Linked DNA regions of Homo sapiens: region 1 is linked to region 2. The links are chromatin contacts, found by Hi-C or POLR2A ChIA-PET in ENCODE. All regions are on one chromosome and are shown on one strand. The core of a region is the stretch at or near the end of the contact, and the rest is flanking DNA. Distances in the headings are between cores, read along the strand shown. Region 1 overlaps LOC107984195 (a long non-coding RNA gene). Region 2 has its middle 55 kb from the start of AKR1E2.

What was found. Hi-C counts contacts between places; a loop is a spot of excess contacts on that map. ChIA-PET counts read pairs that join two places held with the same protein, here RNA polymerase II (POLR2A). Pooled maps may share reads with other maps.
Region 1: a loop to region 2 is called in a map of heart left ventricle, with 3 times the contacts of the local background. The contact joins two enhancer-like sites. A Hi-C loop is called at or near these places in 2 of 168 maps with a recorded cell type or tissue (heart left ventricle and heart right ventricle) and 7 of 50 pooled maps. POLR2A ChIA-PET finds 5 or more read pairs at or near these places in 1 of 52 experiments (BJ).

Annotation. Positions count from the first base shown.
Region 1 is chr10:4,079,869-4,083,193 of GRCh38, reverse strand. It overlaps LOC107984195 (a long non-coding RNA gene), which reads right to left. Exons shown (of 10, transcript NR_176060.1): 6 at 2,808-2,861; 7 at 819-905; 8 at 375-510. Among named protein-coding and RNA genes, the nearest start is that of MIR6078, 90 kb to the right of the region's middle. Within about 2 kb of position 1,433, at least 8 of the 41 ENCODE cell types and tissues checked have a DNase peak (open chromatin) inside an H3K27ac peak, as active enhancers do.
Region 2 is chr10:4,769,487-4,772,486 of GRCh38, reverse strand. No RefSeq gene overlaps it. Among named protein-coding and RNA genes, the nearest start is that of AKR1E2, 55 kb to the left of the region's middle. Within about 2 kb of position 1,611, at least 9 of the 41 ENCODE cell types and tissues checked have a DNase peak (open chromatin) inside an H3K27ac peak, as active enhancers do.

The DNA of each region.
Region 1 (3,325 bases), core at 184-2,683, 690 kb after region 2:
GGCCCACAAAGGCCATCAATTATGCTAGAAAACTAAGGAGCTGGGGGAAAATCACAGGGCAAAATGCATTTTGAGAGACATCATTGTCTAGACTCAAATGTCAGCCTTGGCACCCTCTTCTCAGCCTGGCCTAGATCCACTGTTGGGCAAGTTGATTCTAAAAGGTCCATTTCATTCCCCTCCATGCAAAGCAATGGTAAACAATCAAGTATGTCAAAAATGTTGTTGAGAGTGCATGTTTCTTTGGGAGTGATTACATCTTAGCCGTAGCTCATGAGACTCAGGTCTGGATGGAAAAACTTTTCCAGTGGAGGATTTACAGAGAACAATATAAACATAGATGACAAAGCAAAACAACAAGACAGTTATCTCACCTTACAAATTACATACATCATGGCTAGGCACAGAGGCTCATGCCTGTAATCCCTGTAACTTGGGAGGCCAAGGTGGATGGATGACTTGAGCCCAGGAGTTCGAGACCAGCGTGGACAACATAACGAAACCCCATCTCTACAAAAAATACAAAATTAACCTGGCATGGTGGCTCATGCCTGTAGTTGCAGCTATTCAGGAGGCTGAGATGGGAGGATCACCTAAGCCCAGGAGGTCAAGGCTGCAGTGAGTCGTGATCACGTCACCGCACTACAGCTTGGGGGACAGAATGAGACCCTGTTACACACATACACACACAAATTACAAATTACATACATTAAAAAATGCCTTGTATGTATCTCTATGAATTGAGATTTTGAGAGAATTTGTTTTCTTCTGTACATTTCTCTATATTTTCTAAGTTTTCTATAATAAATAAGCAGTACCTTGGAAATTCTTGTTCTGACTTTTCTTAAACAAAAGATATGTTGAAAGATTTCACCCAAGTGCGAGCTTTAGTTGAAATATAGAATCTGAAATAAAAATTAGAAACATGGTTTCATAACAACTCACTTTAACCTATTTTCTAGAAACAGAATGAGGAATCTATTAAAAATTTTAAAATGAAATTTCAAATTCATACCAGATGTTTTCAAAGTAATAAAATACTACTCTTAAATATCATCTTTCTAGTCTTAATTTTTTGGATGTTTTATTTTTAAAGCCAGAGCTTTTTTTTTTTTTTTCTGTGTAAGTGGGATTGGAATGCTGTTCATCACAAGAAAACTCAAATTTTTTAGATCTTAAAGATAGAGGTTGCACTGTGTGACTTCCTTAATTACACATTAGGAAGTGGAGGACCAGAGAGCAGCAGTGATCTGAGGTCACTTCATAAGCAAGGCAGGGCCACAGCTCGAGTGGGCTTGCTCCCTCTCCACACTCTTGGCCTGGGTTTTGCTGCGATTCTGGCCAAATCTCTAGACTGCCTTCTATGTAGCAGTCACTGGCTAGATCCTAAAGGCTTTGACACAAAACAGGATTGGAAGTCGTCATGAGGTCATTAGTTGCCTCTCCCACGGCATGAGGGAGGAGACCGCTTTGACTTATCCACACAGCCACTGATTTGCAGGGAGACTCACACAGACAACACTATACACCCACCAACACAAACACACTCACCACACACACTGCAAGGGTTTACTACTAACTCCAAACACATGTATTTGGAAAACTAAAATACATACAAAGTTTCCAGAGTTCTACTTCTAACTAGAGGGGTATCTGCTCCTGAGGTTGTGGGGAGTATGGGAACATCCCTTAAATGATGGTTCTCACTTAAAAGGATCAGATAAAGTCCACTGAGAGCACTCCTTTTTTTTTTTCTTCTTTTTCAGATGGAGTTTCACTCTTGTTGCCCAGGCTGGAGTGCAGTGGTGCAATCTCGGCTCACTGCAACCTCCGCCTCCCGGGTTCAAGTGATCCTCCTACCTCAGCCTCCCAAGTAGCTGGGATTACAGGCATGCATACCTGGCTAATTTTGTGTTTTTAGTAGAGACAGGGTTTCACTATGTTGGTCAGGCTGGTCTCGAACTCCTGGCCTCAGGTGATCCACCCATCTCAGCCTCCTAGTTCTGGGATTACAGGCCTAAGCCACTGTGATATAATCCCTGCCTCTTTTCTTTCCAGTCAGAAAGGTGGTGTTGCAGATATAGTGGAAAAAGTAAGGATTTGGAAACCTAAGGGTGACAATATAATACATAAACCTCACTTCATTCAAAAGAATGTTTGCTCTTGAGCATGTCACTAATCTCTCTGAATTCATATTTCTGTAAAATGAGGACATTACATTTCTCCCTGCTCTATCATAAAAATTATACATGCTAGATATATATAGCCTATTATGGGTTGAACTGTGTCCTCCCCAAATTCCTGGGTTGAAGGAGGTCATCAGGACCTCACAAAGTGACTGTATTTGGAGATACCGTCTTTAAAGAGGTAATTAAGGTAAAATCAGGGCGATGGGGTGGGCCTTAATGCAACATGGCTGGTATCCTAGTAAGAAGAAGAGATCAGGATATCAGACACACGTGGAGGGAAGATGACCCGAAGATATAGGGAGAGTATGGCTGTCTGTAAGCCAAGGAGAGAGGCCTCAGGAGGACACAACCCTGCCGACACCTCGATCTCAGACTTCCAGCTTCTAGCATTGTCAGGAAATAGATTTCTGTTGTTTCAGTCGCCCAATCTCTGGTGCCTTGTTACAACAGCCTAGCAAACAGATGCACAGATGTTCACAGAATAAGTGCTCAACAAATCACAGAGGCTATGTTCACCATGATTATTACAGCTTTTCATTGGTAGCGAAGAATGTTGGCTCTGAACTGTACATTAGTGACCAAAGATGAGAGATTTTTGTAATTCAAATTGCAACTCACTTTATTCACTTCCTGTTTACTCCATCCTTGCAAAGAGTGTCACATTTAAGTTTCCTGTTTTTACAAAAATTGTATTATTATTATCCACAAAGTATTTTTCTTTAAATTTTTTTTGTACAGAGGAAGAAAATAAAATTGTACCAGGAAATGAAAATCAACCATAAATTATATAAGAATCTGCACCAACAGCTAGAAAATTAATTATATCATAAAATCCTACCCTCACCATATGAGCTATTGAGGTCTAGTAAATCATTTCACACTAAAGGACTTCAGCCTCCTCGTCTCTAAATTATGGAATTAGGTCGAGTCTCTAAAATTTCCTTCATCTCTGATTCTGAGGCTTGGTATTTAAGACCTCACTTAAAGTAGCAAAACAAGAACATCCACTGATATTCCGGTACTCCAGCAGTGACATACTGGATGACTGTCAGCTATAGCCATTGTCTGGAGAGGAAGTTCAAAGACTGAATAAGAAGTTAAACATTGGAGATCGGGACCAGCCTGGCCAACATGGT
Region 2 (3,000 bases), core at 362-2,861:
ATCTCTGGGGTAGAGTTGGGTGTTTCTCTTTGTGGCAGATCTTCTCCTTACTCTGGAATAAAATGATTTGATGAGTAAGTATAGTTTCATACACATGGTGAAGTTTCAGTATAAACTCATGCAGGATTGAGGTTGGAGCCTAGTCATTATTCTTGGTACAAAGGATTAACCCAAACGCAGTTTCTTCATTCAGAGCTACTGTACATTTATTTAGAAATGGAAATTGGGTATATAAACAAGGCAGCATCTTTGTACAATAGAGCATTTTACCCCTAATTTTAGATTTGAATTATTCAATGAAGAAACATGAGGCATATGCTTCCGGGAATGTGGAGGTACATGATCTCCACTCAATGCTCTGAAGAACATTCCATGGCAAGGACGTGGCTTGACTAACATGTCCAACTAACGATGCGCTCTTCTTTAGAAGGTTGTTTAAGAGTGGATAAATATGACTTTGGGGAAAATGGAATATTTCATTTGTGGTTTTTGGTGACCAAACCATTTCTGAGTTTCCGCTTTCCTCTTAAGTAAATAGCTATGTTTATTGTCAATTAATGTGGAGCAGGAAAGAAGACAGCACCCAGATTTCTGCCATTGTTTTGAGAAAGGATATTGGCAGGTTTTCCCAAGCCATCTCCTCCAACCCTCCTTGACACCCTTTGTCCTGGGATCTGGCTCAGTGGACACAGTTATGGGGGGTGGCACATATTCTCAGAGGATAGGAAGTTTATGGGGAAGAAGGGGAATGAAACCCACATCCAGAGACAGAATTATCTGAAACTTTAACATTCAGGGACTCTTGTTTGATAAATCCCTGCAAAATCCTGGGAGAGGCTTCCTCCTTGGCAATATGTTTCATAAGTCATGTTTTATAAATGGCTGCTTTTTATAGAAATTTATTTAATGAAGTAGAATCAGATTTTCTTCTGATTCAAAACCCCAGGAATGGATGAGTCATATGCCCATTTCCTACTCTAACTGCTCTCCTTTCTCCGCTGGAACTTTCTCAGCCAAAAGCATCATTTGGAAGAAGCAAAAACAATCTTATCTAAATGGATGTGTGCAGAGAGGACTTTGTATTTACAAATAATTTGTTTTATTTTCTGCTTCCTGTAGATGGAGCTAAATCCTTAAGCATATGTTTACATGTGATGGAATTCCCAGGAAGGAGATCTTTGAAAGACAATAATAATATCTGCTGCTGAAGGCTTTTAATTCTTTGGACAATAAGTGGTGCTACACTGGGCACAATTTGGTGCTAAAGAAAGAAAGTTATTTGTAGGCAGAATCCTGTACCTGCCTCCTAGTCTCTGCAGAGAACAGAGAGTTTGTTGTTGAATAGAAATGGCCAGCAGTGTTACTATTGCTGTATTTTGTATTTTATCTAAGGTCATATTCAACTTCTTTTTTTTCTCATAAAAAATTAAACTGTTAAACTGCCCATTATCCATTGTCCTTTTACACGGGTGTTTCCTGGTCTTGTCTGTTGCTCAATGTGATTGAATGACCATGTATGACAAATAGTAATGAGCTCATAGTATTTCCCTTAGTCAGTTAATAAACAGTGCATATCTTTGGAAGAAGAGACACACTTTATTACTTCCCCATATGGTTTCAAAGGGATGTGAGAGCACAATGAGTCAGGCCAACAGGAAAACTTAAAAAAAGAAACGGAAAAAAAAGTTTTTAAAGAATCTTATTGTGTTTCTCCCAAGTTGCTCATAGCAACTTGTTTATTAATTCTAGAAATAGGCAAAGAAATTTTATACCTTAATAAGAAAAGAAAAAGACAATATTTTAGGGAGTTTAAATAATATTTATATGGAAAACAATTTTATTAAGTGAATTCACATATGTCTTAAGTGCTTTTTAGTGTATCCAAGACAGCATTAGATACATGTTACTTCTTAAAAAAATAAATGACCCCTCAAAAAGTTTTTAAGACATTTTTCTATTTTTTTCCAATCAGCTTCCATTTTTGTAACTAGTATACTAATTCACGGCAAAGTAAAAACAAACCAATTATAACATAAAATATTACTTTGAGATATTTTGATTATTTTTAAACGTCATAATTATTTGAAATCAGAAAGCAAAAAATGCTGGAATCAAAGTTAATTTCAGCCTCCAAATGTTTAAACTGTGTATTAAAACCTCTCTCATCTTATGTAAATTTTAATTCTTTAAAGTTGTGACATTTTCAAAAATCAAATATATATTTTATTTGGATTAATACATAATCTTGCAGAATGAGTTTATTATAATTTTATTCATATATGAGCTTTAAATTTATATCCCAAATAATTCTCAGAAACATTGGAGTACTCAGTTTTGTAGGTTGGTTAGCATTTTGATGTATCATTTACTATTAGTTTTTAGAGGTTAGAGCATCAATGAAAAGAAATATTGGTAATATAGAGGCAAGTTCTGAAATCTGTGGTTTCCAAGTCAACATTCAGGATTATTCTTTTAAAAAAATATAATTAAATTTTCTCAAAGTTACATTTACTATATTACAAATAGTCTCTTGTTTTGATTTATTAGGAAGACGTTAACAGCATATTCTTTTTTATGCAGTTTTCTTAAGACTCCATTAAAACAAATGGCTTTCCGGTCCGTGCCCCCTTCCAGGTCAGCTAACAATTTTATATTGATTTGCAAAAGAGGCTCCATTATAAAAACCTTTTGTAATTATCTAAATTCCATGTGTTTAGGAAGCTTTTGAACCATCCAGGAATAAGCTAATTTCCGTAATGGTGAGAAAGAATTGTACAGTGGATACAATAAATGCTTGTCTACTTACTTAGGCTTGTGTTTGAGTCTGTAAGTGCATGATTTGCTAATTTTGTTAAAAAAATAGTAAAAATTCTAATCTTCATTTGTATTGTTTCCTATATAAAAAAGCAAACCATTAGCAATTATAGTCCTATTTCTTAGTCATATACTGTCAATCAGCTATCTTGAAGATGGAACTGGGAAACCAGAACTTATATTCAA